Linked DNA regions of Homo sapiens: region 1 is linked to region 2. A link is a loop called in an ENCODE intact Hi-C map of the cell type or tissue named here. Cell type or tissue: HepG2. All regions are shown on one strand. Each heading gives the region's core, and the rest is flanking DNA. Links, peaks and the distances in the headings are about the cores only.

Region 1 (5,240 bases), core at 1-5,000, 180 kb after region 2:
GGAGACTGATTCAACAGCAGTGCCAGGCAAGCAGCAGCGTCTCACAGCACAGGTTGTGCACGACGGCTAAGGAGGGAAAGCGGCTGCAGGGCACGTTCTCAGCTGCAGAGGGCCCAGCTCTCAGGATCAGAGACAGGTCCAGGGCTACCTCACAGCACCTCACACCACGGGCCCCTGCGACCTCCACTCCTTGATATTTCACAAAAGGCTTGAGATTGTGCAAGTGTTAAAGACAGGACACTTCCTGTTTGTCCAGTTTCAAACCTCTACAGATGTCAGTAAAATGACAGCACATTAAATTCCCCACCCAGGGCCCAGCCCAGCACTCAAGGCTTCTCCCCAGGGATGACTGGGCCTTGATTGAGGAGAAAGAAGTAGGTATTAACTTGTAGGATATTTGAGTCGTTGTTAAATCAACTCTGTCCATTTGGAAACATGGTTCTTGGGTCAGAGGTGGCTGCTCTTGGAGGTGGTCCCATCCCTTCACTCTTTATAGCTCACCCTACTCTGTACCCCCAGAAAGAAGGAGCTGGAATACATCTGTGTGGAATTTCTTCTGGCCTCACCCTGAAAACCAACCCTCTCCCAAACTGGTAGACTGGGTAGATTTCTACACTGCCAGAAATTAACAAGATTTCTACCCCCTTTCTCCTGCCTAAACCAGCAAACTGGTCTGTCGTTCCCAAGCGCCCGGCTAGGTGCCCCCTGAGCCCACAGTCCTGATCCTCATGAGACTTCAGCTCTTCCAGATTCCTGGGAGAAATCTGCTATGGACCCTCCTTCCAGCTCTCTCCCCGGCCTCTTCCTGGAAAGCAAACAGCCACTTCTTCAGAAAATAAGATGGTAGACAGAGGCCATCCTCTGAGATCCAATGATAAATCTTGTCCTTTTGCTCATGCAGTACTTACTGATGGCTTAATGAAGAGCCAAGTGATGGGGGAAACTCAGAGGTGAAGGAGACCTGGGTTCAGCCCCAAGGAGTCAGAACCTTGGAGACAGAACAAAGAAATGAACCAAAACCCTCTGGCAGTTGTCATATGCATGGCCCCCTGAACCAGGGGAGCTCAGAAAGGGAAGACAGGCACTCCTAAGGGAAGGCCTCATGGAAGCACAGCTTCTGAGCAGTTGGGAGAGGGCAGCGGAAGTGGAGAGAAGGGGATTGCATGAGGGAGTGAAGGCTCTATGGGGAAAGTCCAGGGCAGAGATGGGAAGGAGCAGAGACTAGCCAGAAGGACAGGAGGGGCTGGCCAGTGCAGGCTGGGAGAGGCTCAGGGCTCTGATCCCCAACCCAGACTGAATCTAGGATCAACTCACCATACTTGTCTGAGAGGCATAAGAATGGGCCTCGGAGTGCATGAGGGGGAGAGGGGCCCTGTGTACCCAGGTCCTACAGTGGCTCATTTTCAGCCCTGCTGGCATGCCAAATGGCCCTGCGCTTGATCTCTGCCAAACAAAGTGAAGACTGCCCCTTCTCTCCTGACATCCCTGATCCCCAGCTTCTCTTCCAGTCCCAGTTTCCCAATCCCCAGCCAAAACTCCCAGGAGGCAGGAGAGGACCACCTAATCTCCCTTCCCAGCAAGTCCCCTTTCTGTTCTCAGTTCAACTGAGCCACACTACCGCCTTTCCCAAAGGGCGATGGGAACAGGGACCTGAATTTCTGGGACCATCTCTATTTCAAATACACTGGCCCCCTGGCGCCTTGGACCTTCACACTTGCCCGGTTGTGTGTTGCTGATTTTTAGTGCAGAGCATGAGGTCACCAGAGCAGGGGGCCCTGGATTGGGAGACTATGCCCTGGGACTGGGCATCAGGGCTCCAACGTGCAATGGTGAGGCTGCCTTGGTCCTGTGTAGCGCTCCCTCTCCTCCCCTCCCCACCACGCTTCCATTCCATCCTCACACTGTGTTTGTGTCCATGTCTGTCTGCATCAGGAGAACAGCCACCTCTTGGAGAACGAGGGCTCCATCTCATTTGCCTCCAGATTCTCCCTGCTTCCCACTAGCCAGCTGCATGTTTTGAGTTGTCAATGAAATCTGTTAAACAACAAGAAAATTTGGAAACATGCCTACTGGACTCTGGGGAAGATACCCCTGTCTTGGCAGTAGATACTGCACTTGGGAGCTCTCAACTGGGAGGGCTTGGGCCTTGGAGTCGGAGATCTCCAATAGCCAGGAGAGGCTGGTGGTTGGGAGAGATCAGCAGATGCTGAATCGGTGCTCGGAAGTCCAGCTCCTCCGCCTTCCATGGCCGAAGGGCTCCACCCAGAGGACAGTCAGCTTAATCCCTGTTCACACAGACCTTTCTCCACCAGGTGTAGAGAAGGCTCTGCCCAGCTTTCATGAAGAAACTCAGAAACCCCCAGTGCCTCTCCAGAATGACTGTAAAATACCTCCTTCTGCCAGAAGAGCCAGTCCTCAGCCCTTCCCTCCAGCCCCAGGAATGCCCCCTGTCTGCAAATAAGAGTGGAATTGGGGCAGTTCAGAATTCTGCCTCCCACCTGGGGGAGCTCTGAGAACCAAATGAGGCAGGCTGTAGATGGGAACAAGCTACAAAAAAAAAAAAAAGTACACAGCACTGTTCAAACCCTAGGGGGTTTTTGGTTGTTGTCTACAAGGCAAGAGGTGCTTTAAGAAAATTCTCCCCTCCTGTTTTCACTTCCTCTTCTCTCTCTTAACCCTGGGAAGGGGAAAATCCTACAAAGATTAGCAGCTGATGTGTGAAAGAACCAAAACAACATTCTTCTAGTTGCATTTTAACAGTATCTTCTGGCAGCCACCACGGGACTGGGTTCTGATGTTCCCAGCTCAAGGCCAGAAAGAATCACTGGATCAGAATGAAGCGTGCAGTTGGAAGAGATCTTAAAGGCCCTCTAGTCCAATGCACCAACACGCTGTCCTGTTAAAGTGTGTCAAATTGTGCCCTGGAGCATAGCCGCCTCCAGGTGAAGGGTGAGCACTACCATATCGGCAGCCCTGTTGAGGACATTGGCTCTGGGTTATGCTAAACCACATGGGCCCACTATCCACTCACCTGCGGCAGGGGCCGTGTTGTATTTCAATGGCACAGAGAACCCAGGGATGCCCTCATCCTGCCCAGCCTTGTTGTGATCCTCCTCTCACAACAAGTTCCCGGGGGAGCCAGGCCAAGGAGCTCATGAGAGGAAATGGGAGTCAAAGTCCCGCTGCTGTCCCCAGCTGCACCCACACCAGGGATGTCACCGAGCTCTGAGAACAGTTCCTAGACTAACTGGTATTGATCGTAATGAATCTTTGTGCTACACATGGTGCAAGGCCCTGGGATGAGCAAAACTGGGAGCAACCAGTAAGAGAGAAGGACATGTTCAGAGGGTCTGGGAAGTGGGAAAATGAGGTGTGAAGAGTGTAGCTAAAAGGTGGCCCCAGCAGGCCTCTGAGGGAAACCAAGCCATGACACACACTGACACTCTGCTCCGGTGCTGCCCCACACCTCCCCAGCCTGACGAACGCCTGCCCTGCTGTCAGGATGCAGCCCAAATGTGCCTTCCTCTGCAAAGCCTTTCCCAGCATCTCCACTTCCAGAGAGAGACCGACGCGCCCCCGTCTGTGGCTTAGACAGTCTGTGTCTTCTACCAAAGAAGGTGTTTCCAGCCTGAGGCACCATGGTATCCCCCAGAGCCTGGCTCATGATGGGTATTAAAGAAATATTTTTAATTAATTAATTAATTTTTTAACAATAGGGTCTCACTCTGTCACCCAGGCTGGAGTGCAGTGGCACAATCATAGCTCACTGCAGCCTCCAAGTCTTGGGCTCAAGCGATCCTCCCACCTCAGCCTCCCAAGTAGCTAAGACTACAGGTACACTGCTCTGTCTGGATTTATTTTTTAATTTTTTGTAGAGACAAGGTCTCGCTATGTCACCCAGGCTAGTCTTGAACTCCTGACCTCAAGGGATCCTCCTGCCTCAGCCTCCCAAAGTGCTGGGACTACAGGTGTGAGCCACTGCACCTGTCCTGAAGAAATATGTGTTGGCTTTCATATTTGTGCCCCAAGTGACTAATACAATATATTACAGAATAGAAGCTGGGCAAATATTCCATGAATGAATGAATGAATGAATGAATGAATGAATACCAAATGGTTATAGGGCTCACATATGGCCAGCCCTAACGACAGGTAACCTATCTCCCACCATTTATGTTTCCCACAGAGCTTCACAGAGAAGCAACCACTTCACTGGAAAGACCAACTCAACTCAATAAATATTTACTAATATTTACAATAAATATTACAACTCATCCAATAAATATTTACTGAGCTCCTACAATGTATCAGGCTCTGTTCTAGGTGCTGGGGACACAACAATGTACAAAACACAAAGCCCTCTGCCTTAGGGAGTTCCCATCCAGTGGAGAAAGAGGCCGACTGTGCCGGTTGTGTCACGCACACTTGCTCTTTCCACTCACACCTTCCCCCTCTCCACCCCAGGACCCGCTTGTGATCCTGCCTCCTTCCAAGAGAACCTGCACCTTGATTTCCCCTTCCCAGCAAGTCCCTGTCTGTCCTCAGTTCAACTAAGCCACACTACTGCCTTTCCCAAAAGGCAATGGGAACAGGGACCTGAATTCCTGGTCTCATTGCCCTTTGGGCATCTCGATTTCAAATATGCTGGCCCCCTAGTGCCTTGGACCTTCACATTTGCCTGATCATGTGTTGCTGATTTTTAGTGCAGAGCATGTGGTCACCAGAGCCGAGGGCCCTGGACTGGGAGACTCTGCCCTGGACAGTGTCTTCCCGAGGGGTAAGGGATGAGTGAGTCGCGAAGGGTAACTGGAAGGGAGTAATGGGGTGATGGCAGTCATCAGTGGCAGATTCGAGGGAGGTGCTACTTTTGCTTCCTGGTCCTCAGATCTCACTCTGCATCCGCTGACAGCGTCTTCTGCCTTTGGGTGGAACTGGCCCCCCTGTTTTAATTAAACTGAATTAAATAGAATCAGCTTTCATAACTGGATGATGCAGAAATGTCCTGACAGTCACCCTCGCCCGGGGCACCTTGCCAGCACTGGGTCTTTGAAGTGTCCTGATCCCTGGTTTCCTCCTCAGGTGCGTCACTAGCTTCTCTGGCTACCTGGTTTCCGGCAAGGAGTCTGTTAGCGCTCACACTTGTTTTTTTGCAAGCGTTTGGAGAGGAGGTTGCAAGGCTCTGGGATGACAGTTTGCTGGAATGTGGGCACTGTTCTTAGGCAGCATTGCCCACTTTCCCG
Region 2 (5,498 bases), core at 276-5,275:
CTGATCTCCTTCCACTTACCTGCTCCTGGAGAGCCCAGCACCCTCCATGTAACACGTCTGTTTGCCTAAGTCAGTAGCTCTAAGTCAGTGTTAGGTTCTCAGCCCCATTAGACCCAATGTCTGCCCGTTAAGACAAATATTGTGTAATTCCTTCTTTGCAATGCTAGAATGAAGTCACTAGGTAATAGATTTAGAAATATACAAAATTATTTTTTAAAGTATAATACCATAAATGCAATAAAAAGGCAAGTATTTTAAGATAAAATGTATTTACTAGGTAAATACTTGGGCCTAACTACCCTAGAAAATGTAATGAAAGAGGCAGAGCCTTGCATCTTCTCTTAATAAATCTTTCATTTTCAACCATGTAAGATCAGAAGTTCCTCCACACAAGAAAAGGAAAATGAAAGAGTGGAAGTTGGGGTGGACACTTGGATAATAACTAATATCAACAGAAGTAATAATTGCCCAGACATATTTATCTATAATAAGGGAAAGAGGAAAATTACCTTAATTAAAGGAGGCAGCAGGTGCCAAGACAAATTACAGACTGTAGAAGTAGCAAAGAGGAAGTATGATATTCATAAGAGTAGTGTCGAAATAATGACCTGTATTGTGTTATGAGATATAGCTCTTGCCTTGAAATCTCACATCTGTTAAGGCACTCATTCAATCTCAGGTACCTTAATAAAAGACCTTTGATAGAGGCTAGAAAATCAAGGATGGATTAGAGAAAAAAAAAGCAGTAGCACAAAAGGCCATGGAACACTAGCGGAGTGGATCTGCGGGGACAGTAGCAGAGTAAGATGGAAACAACAGGTAACCCTGAAATAAATATATAATTTCAAAATACAAGTTTTCCCATATCGATTTTTTATTCTGCTACCCTTAAAAGGTGCTTTAATATATCAGTTGGTTTTAATAGAAATATGACCTATATATCATCAATGTCCAGTGGAACATCAAAAGTCTTGTGGGAAAAGGGCCATTTATCCCGGGTCAGGATCCCACGTCCATCATGCCTGGCCCTCACTTCATAAATGCCAGCCTCCTTTCTTTCCCATTTGATTGTGACAAGCCTCACAAATTTCCACAATTGCCCAGGGAGCAATCCTGCTGATTACTGAGAAACAATGTTCTACTAGTCCTCAGAGTGTTTTCATCCCTTGCCACGGCTTCTTTGATGTCCTCAGAAACACTCCCTGGAGTGCTCCTTGACAGAGACCGAGAGCAACTACTGTACGCAGCTGGCGCAGATCCAGGCTCAGATCGGGGCCCTGGAGGAGCAGCTGCACCAGGTCAGAACCGAGACCGAGGGCCAGAAGCTGGAGTATGAGCATCTCCTCGATGTCAAGGTCCACTTGGAAAAAGAAATTGAGACCTACTGCCGCCTGATAGATGGAGATGGAAAGTAAGTAAAGCCATTTGAAAATCCAGTTTTTACCTCTTTTAAGCTACAAATGTGGGCTGCCCATTAGCCTTCCATACTTCCAAGCCTTTTCTTTTTCATTCCCACTGCAGAAAAGCATGTCCATCTCTTGTTTTTTTGGAAGAGAGTCATCTCTTCCAAATCCTGTTCATCACAGTGTTCTCCTCTGCATTAGATGACTGGAAATGTTCCTGCAGCCATTCCCATCTGTTGTCCATGTTAATCACTGTGGGTTTCAAGATTCTCTCCACCTCCCACAAGCAGGCTTTATCCTTCTTTCAGTGCATACCTAATTTCACTGCTGCCCTGAAATAAATGTACTCTGTACAAACCACCTGGATCCATATATATATGTATGTCCTTAAGTTTTAAATTCTTGGGTGTAAAAAAAAAAATCAAATGGAAACAAGATTTATTTATATTCTCTCTTTAGATAACATTTAATTACTTTCAGCTCCTACACATAAAAATCTTAAGAGTTTCCTCTATAGAAAACTAAGACCTGTTTTTGGCATACAAATTTCATTCATTGAGTCAATGAATATTTCTGAAGCGATAGTAAGCAGAAATATAAAAGAATAAACTATATTTCTTTTACAGTTCATGCTCCAAATCAAAGGGCTTTGGATCAGGAAGCCCTGGGAATTCATCTAAAGGTAATAAAATCTAGTTCTATTTCTTTTCTTTTCTTTTCTTTTTTTAAATTTTTTTGAGACAGAGTCTCGCTCTGTTGCCCAGGCTGGAATGCAATGGTGCTATCTCGGCTCACTGCAACCTCCACCTCCTGGGTTCAAGTGATTCTCCTGCCCCAGCCTCTTGAGTAGCTGGGATTACAGGCACCCACCACCATGCCCAGCTAGTTTTTATATTTTTAATAGAGACGGAGTTTCACCATGTTGGCCAGGCTGGTCTCAAACTCCTGACCTCAGGTGATCTGCCCACCTCGGCCTCCCAAAGTGCTAGGATCACAAGCATGAGCCCTCTAGTTCTATTTCTATCACAGCAATACTTTTACATTAATGGCAGTCATACACTACAACCGTAGTCAATATTTAAGTAGTTTTAGCTAAACTGTTCTGAATAGGAAGTATCAAGTGGCTAAAACTATCCCAAGCTATTATTATAAATATATACTTACTCCCTCAATCAAAAATATGCATAATATATTATATTGAACTAGCAGTGGAATTGTCATGTAATCTTTTTGGTTGAATATATGTATGCCTATGTTTTATTTCTAGATTTATCCAAAACCACACTGGTAAAGACAGTGGTTGAAGAGCTAGATCAACGTGGTAAAGTTCTTTCATCAAGGATTCACTCCATTGAAGAAAAGACATCTAAAATGACCAACGGCAAGACAGAACAAAGGGTTCCTTTCTAGCTGTCATTTTAGAGAAAAGAATAATTTGGGAAAGGATCCTGTACAATTGCATTATTCTAAATATCAGAGAGAATATACACACTTTTTACTTTTAAAGATACATTACTTAGCAAAAATACCTGTTTTCTTAGTTTTACAGGATATTGAGTGTTTGTTTCCAATAAATAAAAAAGTTGATGTGCATTCATTTCCATTCACTGATGACTAATAAATAACTATTTGTGATTTTTTTCTATGTCTCATTCATAGAGAAACACTTGTGGAATATATTTTAATTGCCTTTCACTGTTGTTTTAAATAATAGTCAATACCGCCACATGGCATTTGAATATGAAACATTCACTATGCATAATCTTTAAATCACATCGTGTCTATGTGGGCAAATAATCAAAAACTTCAGAAATTCTCCTGTGACTGAAAAGTCTCACCACTAGATGACGCATTCCTGGTATTTTACCAAGAGCCTCTCTCAAACTCTTCTTTCCACAATACCCAGGATACCATTCCTCGTCTAAACAGGATAATCTCCGGAAAAATCCACAGCAATATGGCTTGTGTTAGTGACACTTTTCCTAGAACAGGGGTCAGAAGCTTTTTTTGTGAAGACCCAGATAGTAAATATTTTAGGCATGGCAGGCCGTAAAGTCTCTATTTCAACTACAAACCTCAGCCGTAGACAATAGATGAATGAATGAACATGACTGTGTTCCAATAAAACTTAATTTATTAATGCTGAAATTTGAATTGTAAATATTTTTACCTGTCGTGGAATATTCTTCTTCTTTTAACTTTTTTTGACCATTTAAAAATGTAAAACCATTCCTAGCTCACAGTCTGTACAAAAACACATAGCAGGCCAAATTTAACCCACCAACACCTGTTCTCGAATGTGAAGCCCCATGAGGCTGATGAACATCATGATTCTTGTGATTATGACTATTTATACCTTTCTGGATCAAAATGTATGGTAGGAATTCCCAACAAATATTAAATTGCCTAAAAGGAAAGCAGCTCCTTTATTTCTCTGGTATATGGCCTGATTCCAGTGAAAATCTCCAGCAAGAGAAGGAATTCTGTCTCACAATCCTCCAGTCACATGGGATTCAGAGAAGTGGCAAAGAATGAGATATTTACAAAATCTTCAGCCAAAAGCCATCAAATGAAGCAAATACTAGAAATCCACAGAGAAATGATTTCCAAATGTACAATATTCAGGGCCAGCTACATAATTTTCAGGACCTAGCGCCAAATGAAAACATAGGATTCCTTGTTCAACAATCAGGAAAAATGTATCACCCAAAGGCACTAAAATATCAAGCTGTTTCCTTGCATCTGCATTTATGTTTTCAATTTGTCCTGGATTTTGTTGTTTTGATTTGGGGTTTTCTGTTGTTGTTGTTGTTGTTGCTGTTTTGTTTCCTTTCTTTTTTTTTCTTTTCTTTTTTTTTTTTTTTTTTTTTGCTATTTAGTTTTGTTCTAAGTAAAGTGTATTAGTCCATTCTCACACTGCTATAAAGAAACTACCTGAGACTGGGTAATTTATAAAGAAGAGGTTTAATTGACTCATAGTTCCATATGGCTGGGGAGGCCTCAGTAAACTTGTAGTCATGGCAGAAGGTGAAGGGAAGCAAAGACCTTCTTCACATAGTGGCGGGAAAGGGAGAGTGTGTGAGGGCACAGAAAAAACTACCATTTATAAAACCATCAGATCTCGTGAGAATTCACACTATCTCAGAGAACACCAGGGGGAAACCACCCCCATAATCCAATCACTTCCCTGTCTCAACACATGGGGATTACAATTCAAGGTGAGATTTGGGTGGAGGTACAGAGCCAAACCATATCATAATGAAAAATTAAAGTTCTAAATTATTGGCATACATGTTACTATGAGTTTTTATATTGTGCCATGCCAGTTTGAAATCCAAGCAAAAGAACATTTAACTTGTATACAGAATCCCCAAAATCACACAATTCATAATTTGTAGCTCATACATGCATATGTATTTTGTTCCTACCAAAACAGTGGAAACACTGCACAAAACAAACTCAATTGTTTTTATTTCACTTCTGTATATACCCACCTTCTACCAGCATTCTCTACCTTTGGTTTACCAATGAGTAAAAAGACTGAAAGGAAAAGGAACTATGGATTGTTTGATCTTTCTATGTCATCATTTTCCACTTATGCAGTTGGCAACACAGGCAAGCAGGAAAGCAGCAGAAAAAACTATATGATAGGCTGGGCGCAGTGGCTCATTCTTGTAATCCCAACACTTTGGGAGTCCAAGGCGGTTGGATCACCTGAGGTCAGGAGTTCGAGACCAGCCTGGCCAACAGGAAGAAACCCCATCTCTACTAAAAATACAAAAATTAGCTGGGCGTGGTGGCACACCCATGTAATCCCAGCTACTCAGGAGGCTGAGGCACGAGAATCACTTGAACCCGGGAGGTGGCAGTTGCAATGAGCCAAGATGGCACCACTGCACTCCAGCCTGGGTGACAGAGCAAGACTCTGTTTCAAAAAAAAAAAAGTATATGATAGGGTTCCTTGGTCATTCATATTTTTTAGAAGACCAATGTCTTCTTTTTATACTCAGAGAGCAAGTTCTGGTTTGAATGGAAAGCCTGGCTTCTTGGGTTTGACAGAGATTGGGATTACTCAGTCAAAGACACAATATACTT

What was found. Hi-C counts contacts between places; a loop is a spot of excess contacts. Peaks named below come from ENCODE experiments on the same cell type or tissue, not always from the same donor. Only the 100,000 strongest peaks of a DNase experiment are listed, where the experiment ranks them.
Region 1: it touches region 2 in a loop (22-fold over the local background); 78 of 110 quality-filtered maps call a loop at or near these places.

What each region holds. Positions count from the first base shown.
Region 1 is chr17:40,612,821-40,618,060 of GRCh38, reverse strand. No RefSeq gene overlaps it. Among named protein-coding and RNA genes, the nearest start is that of SMARCE1, 32 kb to the left of the region's middle. RefSeq lists enhancers at 2,283-2,872, 3,153-3,272. In HepG2, for the core only: CTCF peaks have their summits at 107 and 2,262; DNase peaks (open chromatin) are centred at 110 and 2,270; H3K27me3 peaks cover 1,390 bases.
Region 2 is chr17:40,789,742-40,795,239 of GRCh38, reverse strand. It overlaps KRT28 (keratin 28), which reads left to right. Exons shown (of 8, transcript NM_181535.3): 6 at 1,194-1,411; 7 at 2,030-2,085; 8 at 2,671-3,044. The coding sequence ends at 2,813. Among named protein-coding and RNA genes, the nearest start is that of KRT28, 7.5 kb to the left of the region's middle. In HepG2, for the core only: a CTCF peak has its summit at 3,248; a DNase peak (open chromatin) is centred at 3,249; H3K27me3 peaks cover 694 bases.